2 separate regions of the Homo sapiens genome follow, and region 2 is linked to region 1. A link is a loop called in an ENCODE intact Hi-C map of the cell type or tissue named here. Cell type or tissue: GM12878. All regions are shown on one strand.

Evidence for each region. Peaks named below come from ENCODE experiments on the same cell type or tissue, not always from the same donor. Only the 100,000 strongest peaks of a DNase experiment are listed, where the experiment ranks them.
Region 2: a loop joins it to region 1, with 2.4 times the contacts of the local background. A loop is called at or near these places in 2 of 110 quality-filtered maps.

Annotation. Positions count from the first base shown.
Region 1 is chr11:26,553,281-26,561,280 of GRCh38, forward strand. ANO3 (anoctamin 3) reads left to right here. Exons shown (of 27, transcript NM_031418.4): 13 at 1-65; 14 at 6,439-6,499. MUC15 (mucin 15, cell surface associated) reads right to left here. Exons shown (of 5, transcript NM_001135091.2): 5 at 5,752-7,945. The coding sequence ends at 7,785. Among named protein-coding and RNA genes, the nearest start is that of MUC15, 15 kb to the right of the region's middle. In GM12878, no CTCF peak of the experiment used is centred here; a DNase peak (open chromatin) is centred at 3,474.
Region 2 is chr11:26,328,499-26,336,498 of GRCh38, forward strand. It overlaps ANO3 (anoctamin 3), which reads left to right and starts at 3,632. Exons shown (of 27, transcript NM_031418.4): 1 at 3,632-3,823. The coding sequence starts at 3,778. LOC105376598 (a long non-coding RNA gene) reads right to left here and starts at 3,476. Exons shown (of 3, transcript XR_931138.3): 1 at 3,364-3,476; 2 at 3,022-3,137; 3 at 1-227. In GM12878, a CTCF peak has its summit at 3,561; no DNase peak of the experiment used is centred here; H3K27me3 peaks cover 498 bases.

The DNA of each region.
Region 1 (8,000 bases):
TGTGCCCTCTCTGTGACAAGAACTGCTCCCTGCAGAGACTCAACGACAGCTGTATCTATGCCAAGGTGAGTGTGGACCCTCACATTCTCCTCCCTGAGCTGTACTGAGAAGCAGGCTGTAAGAAGTCCTCTAGTCAATAGCTTTTTACCAAAGTTAAGTGTTCTCAAGAGTTTCAACCTTAATAAGTGCCATTGACAACTGAATAAAATGTCAGTCTATTGCAATTAGAAAGCGAGTATACTTTTATTTGAACATTTTTGTCTTCCTTTGTTTTTATAACTGATTTTTGCCACCATAGATAAACATAAACTTCCACATGTAATTATATCTAGATTCTTTTTAGCAAACAATTACTTCTATTGCTACTTACTAAATGTGTACGTTACATGAAAACTTATGAAGTTAAAATACTTCTATCGGTACGGAGAAAATGAAATAACATTCAAAAAATCCCCAAATTGCTGCCTGTTAGAATTAACTGAACGGCTTTTAAAACTCCTGAAGCTCAGATCAACCCCAGAACAATTAAATCAGAATCTTTGGGATTGGAACATGAATATCGGTGTATTTCAAATTTTCCTGGGTGATTTCAATGTTCCTTCAAGTTTAAGAAACACTGAATTCTACATTATTATTTTCGTTTGTAAAACAGTTTTATAGAAGTGTAATTAACATGTAATGAAATGTACCTACTTAAAGTGTATGAATTGATATATTTTGTTATATGCGTGCACCTGTGAAACCGTTAGCATAATCAAGATAATGAACATATCCTCTCCAAAATTTTCCTCACGCCCTTTCAATCCCTGCCTCCCTGACCTTCCCCTGTGCTCTAGCAGCCACCTGCTTTGTGTCATTATAGATAAATTTGTATTTTCTAGATTCTTGTGTAAATTGAATCCTGTGTATTTATGTATTTTTTTCTGGCTTCTTTCACACAGCATATGTATTGAGATTCATTCATAATGTAGCATTTATCAATAGATCATTTTTATTGCTGAACATTATTCCATAATATCTATACCCTGTTTGTTTATTTCTTTACCTATTATCAAAATTTTGGATTGTTTCAAATTGTTGCCTATTTTAAAAAAGTCTTCTATTAACATTCATCTACAAGTCCTTATATGGACAAATGCTGTCATTTCTCTTGGGTAATTACCTAGGAGTAGACTGGTTGGATCATGTGATAGGTATATGGTTAGCCTATGAAAACCCTGTTAAGCAAAACTTTTCCCATGTGTTTATATCTTTTACATACCCACCCATGGTATATGAGAATTCCAGTTTTCTGTGTAGTCACCGAGCCTCGGTGTGGTCAATCTTTATGAATTTTAACAATTCTAATGCTCTTTCTGTGTACGCTACCCAAGTCACTGTGCATAATGAGGGCTCCCAGTGGCTGGTCTGACTCCAGTCTCTCAAGTGGTGCTTTCCTTGACAGATGGTTTCCTTGCATACATACTCACTGAGTACTGCCTAGGTTATTCTTCTCTACACCCTGGGAACTCTTCAAGGCAGTAATCTGAGGAGTAATAATGTGAGCGTTGTTTGTTTTCCGTCTCTCAGGGATCATTGCCCTTTTTTGCCTGATGTCTACCATCTTGTAATCTGTTGTTTTATACATTTTGTGCATTTTGGGGGTGTTTCCAGCATAGGGATAAAATCAATCCCTCTTACTCCATCTTTTCCAGAGTGGAGGTCTCCATACAATTAATTTTGACAAGGCTGGGTGCAAAATCCAAAGCCACTCAATGTCCTTACTACAAGAACATAACTTAGTAAAGTTAGTTTCTGATTTATCTTGAATGAAGAACATGTGAAAAGTCTGTTTCGTTTATACTTTAATTTCAGAACAAATGTTTAGTTTTTCATTCTTTTAAATGTTCCATAAAGATGATAGAGACTTAGAAACATGGTTATCTTGTTTGGAGGCAGCATTTTCTCATCACTTTTGGCAAGAACCAAGTGTGTTAAGAGTTATTAGATGTATACACATATGTCTCTCTCCTAGCCTATGATTTTAGACATAAAACAGCCTAGGAATGCCAAAAAAATCCAGATACTTCTTCTTTCACTTGGACATATCTAATAACACACATTGGCATTATTTTAACACTGAAGACAAGAAATATCCACATATGGCAGAGTGATAAAGTAAGGAAGCCGTCCAAGGAAACACTACATCTAGGTTGCTTTTGTCATCATGCAGTAAATACATCTCTTCTTTTCTGAACAGAGAAAGGTACATTTAAGGACAGGGATGACTCACAAAGAATTCACTTAATAACATGTATAAGGAAGGTGGAAAAGTTAGCTTGCAAAGGAGAATATTGCCTTATGGAAGAATACAAGAAATACAACCCACTAGGATGAAATGTCTTTTATTTGTTCCTCTGACTAAGATAAAATGTAGCTACTTGTTTTATACTTTAAAAATAAGAGTTCCTCTTCCCTTATTGGATGGAAATCAACAGTCTATTTTACTATATATTTTTGAATTTAAATAGCTAATAATTTATTGATGGGTAGAATCAGATATAAGGGAGCAGATTTTTGCCAAAGGTACAAGCCAACCAATCTAGGATCATCTAGAAACAAAATCATCTGGACACATGATCTAGGGACTTCTCAATTCAGTTCCTTACAGAATCCATTACTGCTTGTGACAAAGAAAAATAAATTAAATTTTCCATATTATATTGAAAAGGCCATGTGTGTACATATAATTATTCCCTTTATAATTTCAGTGATATGTTTGCATGGAAAATAACTGGTCCTATCATATGATAAAAATTAATATTTAAGTACATTAATGTTTCCTTTCATGACTACTTTTATTTTAGTACTTAAAAGTATTGGAATTAGGATATTTTTGCAATTAAGTAATTTAGTGATATTTGCACACATTTAAATGCACTGACACTACATTATCAAACCCTGTGATGCTAGGAATTCTCATTTAAGGTGAAATAATTAGATAGAGGTCCTAAATTGTTTTTCATATAATTGAAAAATGACTCAACCCCTTGAAGTTAAGTCTTACTCATAATAATTTTCTCTTTAAAAAAAAACTTGTTTAACAAACATGTACTCAATACCCAGTATGAACCTCAGACTGTATACTGATTTGAGGTTACAACAGAAGTAGGAGAGAAGCTGTTCTTTTCAAGAAACTTCATGAAAAAAAAAAAGGAGTCTGTATAAGACTGTACATCAGATCATCTAGAACATTTGTTAAAAAAGCAGATTTCTGGACCCCGTATCCTGAAATTTAGAATCAATTGGTCAAGGGTGAGGCCTCAAACTCTCTATGTTAACAAGTTCCTCAGGTGACTCTAATTTCTAGGACCAAATTTTTTAAAAGATACGTGGAGAATAGTCTAATCAAGACTGCATTTTTTATGTAGCTTCTGCCCAGGTCCAGCAAATAAAATGGTTATTCAGGTTTTACCCTGCCCAAGAGGTAAGGAATGAGGAAGTGAAAGGGAGTGACCTTCAGCTTCAATTCTGACTCCCTGCCCTCCAAGTCTCCAGTAATAGCTCTGCATACATGGTTGAATCTGCCAAGGAGGCACCTTGTTCTCCTTATCCTGGAGAGACTTTAGTGGGATATAAGTGGCATTTTTCAGAGCCTTATGTTTTTCTGAACCTATAAAGCAACTTTAGAACAAGACCCAGCAGGTATCATGGAGAAAACATAGACTTTCAGCTTCCAACCTAATCAGATATATATCTCTTTAACAGTACCCACATTTTTTGATTTGTAGTCACACTCAGTTCTTCAAGAGAAATCAGGTGTCAAAGAAAATGGACAATTTGTACTTAAATCAAGCTTTTAGGCTAAGTTTGCTACCTTCTTTATATATTATGCCTAGTCATCTTAACAATGTTGAACAAGCCAGGCGCGGTGGCTCACACCAGTAATCCCAGCACTTTGGGAGGCCGAGGCGGGCGGATCACGAGCTCAGGAGATCGAGACCATCCTGGCTAAGACAGTGAAACCCTGTCTCTACTAAAAATACAAAAAATTAGCCGGGCGTGGTGGCGGGCGCCTGTAGTCCCAGCTACTCGGGAGGCTGAGGCAGGAGAATGGCGTGAACCCAGGAAACAGAGCTTACAGTGAGCCGAGATCACACCACTGCTCTCCAGCCTGGGCAACAGAGCGAGACTCTGTCTCAAAAAAAAAAAAAAAAAGTTGAACAAAATGCTTGCCATGGGTCCCTCTATTCATAAAGGCAAGCTGTTTTTCTAATAAAATAATTTAATGTATTACATATTTAATTATATGTGTAGGACAAGATTCTTTTTGCTTTTAGAAAAATCTGCTATGCTGCTTATGGAATTTTCTCAATATTTCATCTGGAGTTTCTTCAGTATAACAAGTGCTCTTGTCCTATTAGACAGAAGGCCAGTTATCACTTAATTCTTCTGTCAATCACCCATGATCTAAGCTTGAGCCATTCACAGTAAGCTTGACTCTTCCTTCATTCTTTTTCCCATTTTCATTCAGCAGCTCATATGTCAGCACCCTAAATAAAGCCCTGAACATCTCAAGCTATAACCACAGACCTCGAACTGTTCTTGTTGTCTCTATGATCTCCCACGTCATAATACATCCCATGTGTAATAGCTTGGTAAATCTAACACATGATTAAACACTGTCGTACTCTTCCTTAGAGCAAGTTCTGAAGTCTTCTCTAATGCTCCTTCTAGCTTTATCTCCCATTAGATGTATATAATCCCACATTACAAGAATATTACATGTACTCCAACTTTATCTCAGGAAGATGTTCCTAAACTATTAATGTTTAAATTTATTGACTTAAAATGCCTGAAAGATTTGTTAGCAAACCTAGTAAGAAAAAAAATGAGAAGCACTTTAAAGGAAAATACTACACAAACTATGATAAGTTCATGCAACACAATTGCTACTAAGGATGGCTTTTTATTTGCCACTTTTCTAAAAGCATGGTTATTTCTAGAGCGGGGAAGGGCCATTATTTCTTGGTGACCTTTAAATCCCCATGTGTAAAGTCTGTTCTAACACTCTAAGAGACTGTTTCCTGTATGATGTTGGTTTACAAAGGAAAACAGACAGCTGTTCAGCTGTTCAGCAGCCTCAGGTGTCTCTGTGGGACGTCTTGAGAAACAAAAATTCTTGACTCCCTGCTGGGTATAATTTTATGAGCTCTGTGGGAGAATTTCTTTATGATCCTTTTCTCTCCTGATATAAATGTACACTGATGATTGTTTTGAAAACCGATTTTTATATTAATTTTTAGAAATACCGTGCCTTAACCAACAATGAATTTTAGAGCCATATGGGACATTTTGCACCTATCCACCAACCTTCAAAGGGAGCGCATCTTTTCTATGATGATATTATCAATAATGCCACATTATAGGAAAATACATTTTATGATGACTTGCTTTACATATATTTTGCAGTGTGTTCCAGATGTTACAACTGAAATACGTATTACTGTTGTTTTAATGCTCCCATTGAGCACCCTCTGGATGTCAGATTGAACAAGGAGGACACCATTCCATTCCAACTTTCCTTATAATACTGTTCTTTAACCCATGATTGTCCTCACCCTCCTGTGAGGACAATGCCCTATTTTCTCTATCGTTTCTATGGAATTTTTGTGCTGGCCAGACATTTTTTGCCTTCACTGTGTTAGTTTAATTTCTCTCACTAAGTTACATATATACTGAGGGCATTATGCAAATGCAAACAAGCAAAGGTAAATTGAATTTATACTTTATTAAAATCAAACAATACAAGCCTTAAAATTTGATTCAATAACATTATAAAACTATGCATCCTTTATGAAGTTTCAGTTGATATCTGATTAAAAAACACTTTGTTTCATAAGTGTTCAGTGATTTATGAAACTTTTAAAACAAATTAAGATGGGATTTATTACATCTTATAGCCATTATTGGACCCATTCTACATTTTGAAAGACTAAGAGAATAGGGTTAGCTATGGGAAATGCTGGCTCACTGGAAGAATCCTGCATTTTCCAACTTCCCCACTCCTAGAAGTTTTGCTAACAGGAATTGCAACTAGGAATGCCTCACCTGAAAAACTAATTTCATACAACTTTCATTAAGTAGTTTGACAATCTGTGACCCACAAATACTTCCATAGAATGGTAGAATTATTTATAATCAGAAATGATGGTGGGGTATAAAGGGAATCAAGAGAGGAGAGAAGAGGGCTAATGTTGTTTCTTCACCTCTCCCCATGAGAAAAATCATGTGAAATTGTTGCAAGACCCATGAAAGGAATTCATATATAATATTTCTGTACTATAAAATAATATGATTCTATTTGAGAAAAAATCATAGTACCTGAGTGCAAACAGTATTCACTGGCTTATTATAATCAATTTGCATGACTAATATTTCTGTTTGTTTTCTACTCAGGTGACATATTTGTTCGATAATGGAGGGACAGTCTTCTTTGCTATTTTTATGGCAATATGGGGTAAGTACTTTCTTCATTACTTTCTATCCCTTATTTTCTGAAGCTGTTTCTGTGTTACACACACACACACACACACACACACACACACACACACACCATGAATCAATTCAAAAATAAAGCCTCTAGGTTGGTACTTGATTTGTTTGCTCTCTTCATATATTCAGTGCTTCTTTAGGAATTTAACTCTTGATCTCATCCTCTAATCTCTAAAACCTAGACTTTCCTACATCAAGGAACATATTTTTTCTACCAAAGGAAGGTGGTAATTAAAAACAAACTGAAACATACTAGAATCCAAATTAATCTTCTTATATTATTGATTATGAAACTGATGCTCAGTAAAAAGTTGTTTGATATTTCCATTCATCTTTTTTAACCTTATGGTTCATACATTTAGGGATGCAGAATCTATTCCATTATGATTGAGCAATAATGTCTAATACATAAGAAATCCAGTTCCTATCTAACAACTTAAAACTGTACAAATTATGTACAGGTATATTCTTTGGTTAACTTTTTTTTTTTACCATGATTCTCATTGAGTTTTTAAGGCACCCAAATAATTGAAGCCTAAGATATATTAAGACAAGTTAAAATTCCCAAAACCTTTGAAGACTTTTAAAGAAGCTATTACTTTCCTGGGTAGGGTCAGCTTTCCTGCCATGGCCCCGTTGAATGCAGTCATTGTCAGCTTCATAACTCAGTGGGCTGATCATGTGTGTGCTGATCTAGAAAATTATAACGTACTAGAATACAGGTCTGTCATTTCTATTGCCTCAATTTCCCAATAACAGAAACTCTGGGCTATGTCCTCTTTTTAGCTTTAAGTCAAATTTTCTTTAAAAAGCACCCTTTCAATTTTCATTTAAGAAAATGCAATCTTGAATTATGGTACTAGGGCTTCAGGCAGAGCAGTAAAGAGTCATCTTCATTGTTTTAGAATTTTTTGGTGGAATAATTTTTATTATTTAGTTATGAGGCAGGGCTGTAATGGTGAAATCTTTTAGTTTTATCTGATTCCACAAATATTTTCTACTAAGAAAATACTACTAAAATACAAATTAAGGCTACTTAGTAAATGCCTCAGGATGGCCAAAAATTGTAAGAAAGAAAACCTTTGGATGATACATCCTGTCTACATTTCTGCTACTGGTCTCCTGCTTTTATGATTCTCCTTGACAAAATCCACGTGACAGTAATTTTGTGTAACCTTTTGAAAGATGAATTTGTCAAAAGGCTAGGATGTAGATGACACTTGCTGTTTAACGCCTTTTTGCTGTTAGTTCTATACAGAAGTACGAAGTGGAGGTATGTCATCCATAGGAATGCCATCACGTGCATTTTCTTCACTTTCTGGCATGGCTGAATCATTCAAAGTTGGATTGTAGTAGCTAGAATTCCCAAAACTCACATCATAAGGTTCCGGTGCATTGTCTAATCGCAGAACTAAAAAAGTAACAAAATAATACTGTTTCACAGTGATACTCTGAAAGATTCATGT
Region 2 (8,000 bases), 220 kb before region 1:
TGACAGAGCACAATACAGAGAAACTCACAACTGGCTGAGCTGAGGGACCTATTTCGAAATTCAAAGGAATAAAAAGTCTCCCAGTGATGTAAACATCAGAGTTTCTTACCTCTCTGGGGAGCAAATGTTAGCAGGGGGGCTGCAAAGTTAATTACTTAAGGAGGACAGGAGACAGGTTGTGAGTTGTGGGGAGCAAGAGCAGCAGAAACATGAAGGGGAACGAAACCCTAGGTCCAAAGAGAAAAAAGAGAAAAATTGAAGTTGTAGCAAGACAGGTATATGGGTAGGGGGGTTGAAGATCTATGCATGTAATAAGGATAAAATCAACACATATCATTGATAAAGTATGAAAATGATAAAAATATATGAAAGTATAAAAAATATTACCCTTTACTCAACTTGCAAGCATGATTACTCCAGACATTTTCGCATGTTTATTTCTAGGCTTTTTTTTTCTACTTTGGAAAACAGAGTCAAGACTGTACTGTGTATTATACATTAATCATGCCCCCTCACTAAACATTATATAAAATACACATTTTGCATGTCATTAAAATTTGGAGAAAAATGTTTGAAGCTAAAAATAGTAGGAAAAAGCAACCCAACATAGTTCATAGTTAGCTTAGCTTTCCTTAATGAGGCTACTTGCTATCCATTCTTAAACTGTCCACAATGGAAATGTCAGTCCATCAAAATGCTTCCTTTTACCCCAACACAGAATTTTTATTTTGAGTTAAAAAAGAGGGCTTTTGCTCAAACTCTTCTTTCTACACTTCCAAAACGTACTTTCTTTCTTTACACACACACACACACACACACACACACACACAGAGAGAGAGAGAGAGAGAGGAATCTTTTTCTCTTTGCACTGCCTTTCTATAAAGCAGATGGTGCTTCAAATTTCCTCGGCCCCTCACAAAGCTGTTCCTCTAGCAACCTCCCCTAAAAGACTGATTTTAAAACAAGCAAAGATGTTCTTTGAATCCCCTGCTAGTCAATCTGGCAGTCCAACCTAAAATGTTTCTAATTTTAAGAAAAGTAATTAACTTTATGACAAGATAGTTTAATCATAGCTGCACCAAGGAGGTTAGGGTGCAAGGGTGTTAGAAATAATAACAAACATTCTTTCCTTGGAAAAAAATCCAATGAGGTTCAAAATCTCAACTCATTTCTAGTTCTGGCAGATACATATTTGCCTCCTGCTGGGTTTTGGATCAGGGAGTAGGTTGGAGAAAATCAGGGATCAACAGAAAAAGATCTTAGGAAGGTAAAGGTGATACCTGTGCCTAGAAATGTGGAATAGAGGGACTTAAATTTTTTTTTTTTTTTTTTGAGACGGAGTCTCGCTCTGTTTCCCAGGCTGGAGTGCGGTGGTGCGATCTAGGCTCACCGCAAGCTCCGCCTCCCGGGTTCAAGCCATTCTCCTGCCTCAGCCTCCTGAGTAGCTGGGACTACAGGCGCCCGCCACCGCCCGGCGAGGGGACTTTAATTCTTTTAACTAGTCCTGCTGACCAGGGATTGAATTAAAGTTTAAATTTCAAAAATATTTCTGATTCTAAAACCGGTGATTTAAAAGGGGGTTTTAAACATTTAAATGAGATCTACAGGGGTCATAACTGACTAGTAAGTATTGGGTGTTAGTTTTCTGCCATTCTTAAATTCATTGTCTAATCCTCACGTAGGAGAATTGGGTTGCATTAGAATCAATGAGTTGGTTCACATCAGAATGATCTGTAAGCTGAGTTCTATCAGAATTTTAACTCTGGATGAACAAAATTTAAAAAAAACATCCTCGAGCAAGTCATTTATTCTTCTCGGTTTCAATGCCCTCATCTATACAATATCTGTATTAAAAGCCCTTACGGAGACAGTCTCTGAACTGTGTTTTAGATCTTCATTTGGAGGTGAACTCACACTGAGTTCATTGTCTGTAACCAAGTATTTCTTCAATGCCTGCATACTGAGCTCTTATTGAATGCTCAGCATTTCTTTCTGGAAAGACCATTATGATACATTAAAGAAGGTAGCACATTGTTTGCTCTTCCTCCCACTGAGAGTAGAATCCAATTTCGCTTTTTGCTTCAGATGACTTTAAGACCAGTTACTGAACAATCAAGAGAGACTCTGAGAGATAACTGCCTGTCTGAATCTAGCCCACCTGCAAAATCCATAAGTAATAATAATAAATTTTAGTTTACAGCTTAGTTTCAGGGTAGTTTGTTATGCATCCATAAATAATTGGAGCATCTGTTTGTTCAAAGCTATATTCCCCTCATTCTTTTGTATCATGCACCACAGATGAATCAAACAGCATACAATAATAACTCAATATTTTTGAGGTATCGAAAGTTTGGAAATTTCTGCATATTTTTTATCTGCTTTTATTTGGATTATTCACCTGATTCTGAGTTGATTCCATAAAACTTCAAAACTGAGGAAGCAACGGACTCTCACGATGTGTCTGTTCAATAACATCTTACATCTTCCAGGAAGAACTTAGGGCTTTGAATCAGGGAGCAGAGATAGATGGAGGAAAGGAGATCCTACTGAAAAATGTGTTCAGCTAGCTTCTGGTCCTATTTTGGCCACTGCAGTTTGGTCTTTCAAAAGTTACTTCAAAGTGGGAGCTGAATGATGAGAACACACGGACACAATGGGGGAACAACACACACTGGGGCCTGTTGGAGGGGGAGGGAGAGCATTAGGAACAATAGCTAATGGCTGCTGGGCTCAATACCCGGGTGATGGGGTGATCTGTGCAGCAAACCACCATGGCATACGTTTACCTATGTAACAAACCTGCGCATCCTGCACATGTACCACGAACTTAAAATACATGGTGAAGATATAAATAAATAATAAAATAAAACTTCTCAAACTAAACAAAAAGAGTTACTTCACTTCTTTGGGTATCGGGTGCCTTCTCTTTCAAATAAGGTGTTGATTTATGTGGTCTTGAGAAATCTTTGTTGCTCTGATCTTAAGTTTCTTTTTATAATATTAGAATCATAGTTTACCTACATTACAGGGCTTTTATGAAGATTAAATCGAGCATCGTGGGTAGTGTTTTTTCAGCCCCTGTGACTAAGTAGGTTATAAATGGTCCTCAGTCATCATCATCATAAATGATTCAAGGCCTGAATGGCAGAAGAAGAAGAGGAAAACTCAAGTGAAAAGTGCTAGACATAGAACACAGCTTACCTAATAAAACATGCTACTGGCTAACTAAGCTGGGGTGGCTTTCTGCCCCCTCTACTTAAATTTAAGAAAGAAAAACAGAAACGTCTCTGCATCTGCCACTGCATACCCTCTCAGAGCACAGACCAACTTTGCCCTTCCTTAAAAGTCCCAGGGTTTACCTACCAACTTTTAGGAAATAAATAACCAGCCTCAAAGCTTGGCAAAGAGGGCATCAGTATCAGCTCTAGAGGTTTGCTCCGATTTATATCTCCTCCTCCAGTAAAGTCTTCTGCTCCCACTCCCAGCCAACCCCGCTCAACGCCCACCCCTCACTGTGGCACTGGACGCGCGGGGGATGCGGGGTTGTTCCCAGAGTAGCCGCTAAGGGGAGCCGGACGCTAGACCGCCCTCCCGCGTTCCCATGACAACGACACCGGCGGGCGCGTAGCCTGGAGAGCGAAGTGCCGGCTACAGCAGGTGTCGGATTGCAGTGCGCTCGCTGAGGCTCCGGACCTTGGAGCGTCTAGAGTCTGGCTACTGTTCCTCCGCCTCCCTCTCGGGCAGCTCCCTAAGCCGGCTGGGACGCGCAGAGTGAAAATGGTCCACCATTCAGGCTCCATTCAGTCCTTTAAACAGCAAAAAGGTCAGTTGGAATCTTGCTCCCCTCTCCCTGCGGGCGTCACTTCCCCCCTGCATGCCCTTGCAGTTGTGTAGGAGCATCCTTTGCAGGCTTATGCGACACAGAGGTGGGGAACTCTGTGAAGTTAAAAAAAAAAAAAAAATTAAATTCCTCTTCACTCTGCATCCTAGATGAGTGATTTTCTGAGCCTCCGCACAGTGCCTGGGAGTATCGGAATTCGTCATTTCAGGACTTGACTTAATGTATATCTCTGTGAAGACTGTTTCAATGCACTGCAGTAAACCCGCTTAGTAGGGATTGTCCGAATAGCTCAGTAGAGCTCTGAGGGGTGAGGACAGAAATGTTCAACAATATCTGCCGTCTTCTGTGGTTCAAATGTTGAGTAATCTTCACAAAAGTGTGTCTACTCCTTGAGACGCATTTACACAATCATAAGATAAATGAATTCTTGGGGGAGTTCCAGAGTTGGCCTGTTGCAGTTAAAGGGGCTCTGTCACTTCCTTGGGAAAATTTATTGTTTGCCCATGTCCCATGCTTGATTCTGGGTTTCAAGTTCTTGAGGTTAGGTTTCTCTTCTAGGGGCTTCGTATTATGTCTTTTAGTTTCTCCCTCAAGTTTCTTGCTGGGCATAGTGACAAGAATCTGTATGTTCAAGTTATCCTCACTCTTTGATCTTTGTTTCTTATTTGGTTTAAAAGGCTTTTTACAGAGCATTTTTATTTTGAGGCACATTCACAGTTTTTGGAGTTTTATTATCCAGAAGCATTAATTAACACAATTGCCACTTTGCTGAATTAATAATGGTAATTATGATACAGTTAACCATAGAGTGCCTTAGATGTGTGAATTCTGGAATGCTGAATTTGTTCATTCAAAGTAAATATTTACTTAAATATTCTCATCCCCACCCTCCAGATATTATTTGTATTTCTTTCATCAACAGTTGTTTTTATGTAGCTCTTTGACTTTTTTTTTTTTTTTGAGGTGGAGTCTCGCTCTGTTGCCCAGGCTGGAGTGCAGTGGCGCGATCTCGGCTCACTGCAAGCTCTGCATCCCAGGTTCATGCCATTATCCTGCCTCAGCCTCCTGAGTAGCTGGGACTACAGGCGCCCGCCACCAAGCCCAGCTAATTTTTTTGTGTTTTTAGTAGAGACGGGGTTTCACCGTATTAGCCAGGATGGCCTCCATCTCCTGACCTCGTGATCCGCCCGCCTTAGCCTCCCAAAGTGCTGGGATTACAGGTGTGAGCCACTGTACCCGGCCCTTGACTTTTTTGTTTGTTTTTAACAAAAACTAGATTAACACACAAGAAACAATTTCGAAGGGATTCCTGCGTAAGACAGAATATGGGACTGACTGAGTTTCCAGTTCCATAATTCTGTACTCAGTTCAAGCCCAAGTTCTCTAGGATGTTTCAAATATATGTTGAAATTGGGAGTGATGTGTGAGACTGTAGGGGTAGACAAAAATTTCACCTAGTATGCACTTCTACTTCAACTCTAAACATTTCAAATAAAGTTAAACTGCTTCAAGAAGTTGTGTTCTCTTTAATCATGGTTTTAAACATACATAAACTTTCAGAATGAAGACAAAGATGATAGGAACTTTGCAACAGCCTCACAGAATAAATACCTCCACTGATGCATTGGCTATGGGTGACTCATTTCTGGGATCTGGAAGCTTCAAATGGCCCCCACAACAATGTATTATGTATGGATACATGTTGTGTTTTTAAGAAGGAAATAATTGACAACTGTAGGTCCGACCGTCATTGCTCAAAGAGAGTGATAAGAAATTGTGCAATTGCTGGCATTTCACATTGTTTCCTTTATGATGCATTATGAGCCATTTAATTTCAAGTCTTCCTTTACTCTTTGGCACAAAAGGCAACTTCAGCAAAAGGATACAAATCTAGAGGAGGAGTACTCCGGTAGGAAGGAAGCAAGATTCATTTTAGCTAAGTGGTTCTGGTTAATGGCTTCTTAATCCTGCATGGGCATTAGGAAAAAAACAGACCAAATTGAGGATTAGCTATTTTTATTCTTCAAATAGGAAGAAGCAAAATAATTCTCTAGATGTGATCTGTCCTAGGAGGTATGCAACAACAACAACAAAACATTCAGATGTGCTTTTCACCATAAAATTAACCTGAAAATTGCACATTAAAATGGAGAAAATTCTGTAGTGGAACTCTGTACTCCTAGGTTCTAAGCTTGCGTTTGTTACTAGCTGAGAAATCTTCAACAAAGTGGTTAATTTCTTTGGACTTTGCTTCATACATAACATGAACAGAATACATTCCTAATCCCTTTGGCCTTTTCTGTCTCTCTTCCTCTGTTTAATGGGAGGGACGGTTTGCATATGAAGGCAGAGATGATTTCTTCTGTGACCAGATAAAGAGGAGAGCCTTGCTTTTAGTTTACTTTTACGAATTAATTTAGCTGAAAAATCCAGTTGATGGAATTTACTTTTGTTTTATTCAAGTGAGCTCAATGTCTCTTTTAAAAATTTTGATTTCAACTTGAAAATATCTAGAAATAGCCTGATATAACTAGAAATCACCCTTGTTATATTATTTTTAAAGTTTCCACCCTTAATTGAAAAACAGACACACTCAATATTTAAACTCTACACAAGGCATAGGGATTCTCCTTTATATATGAGAACTATGTATTAACCAATCCCCGATCAAAATTGGTTTTGATAGGTAAGTATAAGTATAGTATAGATAAGTATAGATGCCAGACTGGTTATCTGGGAAATGAAATACTGTATGTAAGCCCTAATTTATTAATTTAATCTCTGGTCTTTATTTTGAGCCCTGGATATTAATCCAATATATTCTACTTACAGGTTATGTCATTTAATATCACTAAGCCACAGTAACTGCTTATGTGAAATGAAGATAATTATGTCTATCTTGCAGAGTTATAAGGTGTTTAGCAGTTTGTCTGACACACAGTTGGGGCTCAAAAAATTTAGTGATTTTCCTTACTAAAATTCATCTAGGCTCATTCACCTTTGGTTGGCTCTTTAGTAGTATATTGGACTCTTAGCAGTTCCCTTATAATTTCTTGCCTTTTTTTTTCTTTTGCATCACGCAGCTTTATTACTTTGGGATTCATCTTAAGGAAAACAGTGGACTCCAGACCATCTATGGATGGTTTTTTAAAATAGTCTGGAGTTAACTATCACAAACTCTCCTCAATTCATATGTCCATCCCTCAGGAAAACTTCCAAAAAATTCCCATAGAAATTTTTAGGTTTGTAATTAACTTTATAATCTAAAATGTTTTTGCAAGAAATGGTATTTATTTACTGTCCACTCTTAAGTACCATGCTTTTGCTGCGTGTATGCCAGGGACTGTGCTTAATAATAGCATTATTCAGTCCTCTTTTGTTGCTGAATCTGTTGCTGCAAAACCCTCCTCCTTAAAGGACTTGCTACTATAGGAAGTTTGAGAGATTTGCTAAACACCTTTACGAGAATTGCAGACAACTCTGCACTTCTGTAGGAAAATGTTGACGTTTTGTTTTTTGGCAGTGCCAGTTGTGTTTATGAAGAAGATATACACAAATAGTTTTGAATTTTACTCCACTGTAAATTTTAGATTATCTTATTAGGAGGCTTAATAGGAAGTAAAAAGTGAGACATCTGTGCAGTGGTGGGGAGGGGGAGGCAGTCTGCTTATTTTTGATGTCCCAAGGGTAAATTGGAGTGTATTATGGTTATAGACAACTGGGAGCATATGTTTGCTTTTGTCTTAGCACATCTTGTAAAAACACATTAGCTGACACATCAGCAGTGATTTCTGGGGAAAGTCCAACTTTCTTCCTAGCCTGGCTTTCCATGTTTTGCTTGATTTATGATGAGCTCATGTGTCATACAAGGGTGGGCAAGAGAAAGACAATGATAGTTTTGGCTTCTGGTGGCTGCTCTTTACCAATACAGCTACCAAGACTTTTCATAGAACCATAGATCAAATCAAACACAGCCTGTCCCAAAAGACTTTGGCTTAATGGGATCAGCTAAGGCTGTTAAGTGATTCATCATTATCCTAAAGGACATTTGGTTAAAACAGAGAGTGTTTTTAGTAATTCCATAGAAATAAGCATTTACTACTCACATAACTCATTTAATAATAAGAATGTTTTACACTTATATGGAGACTTACAGTCT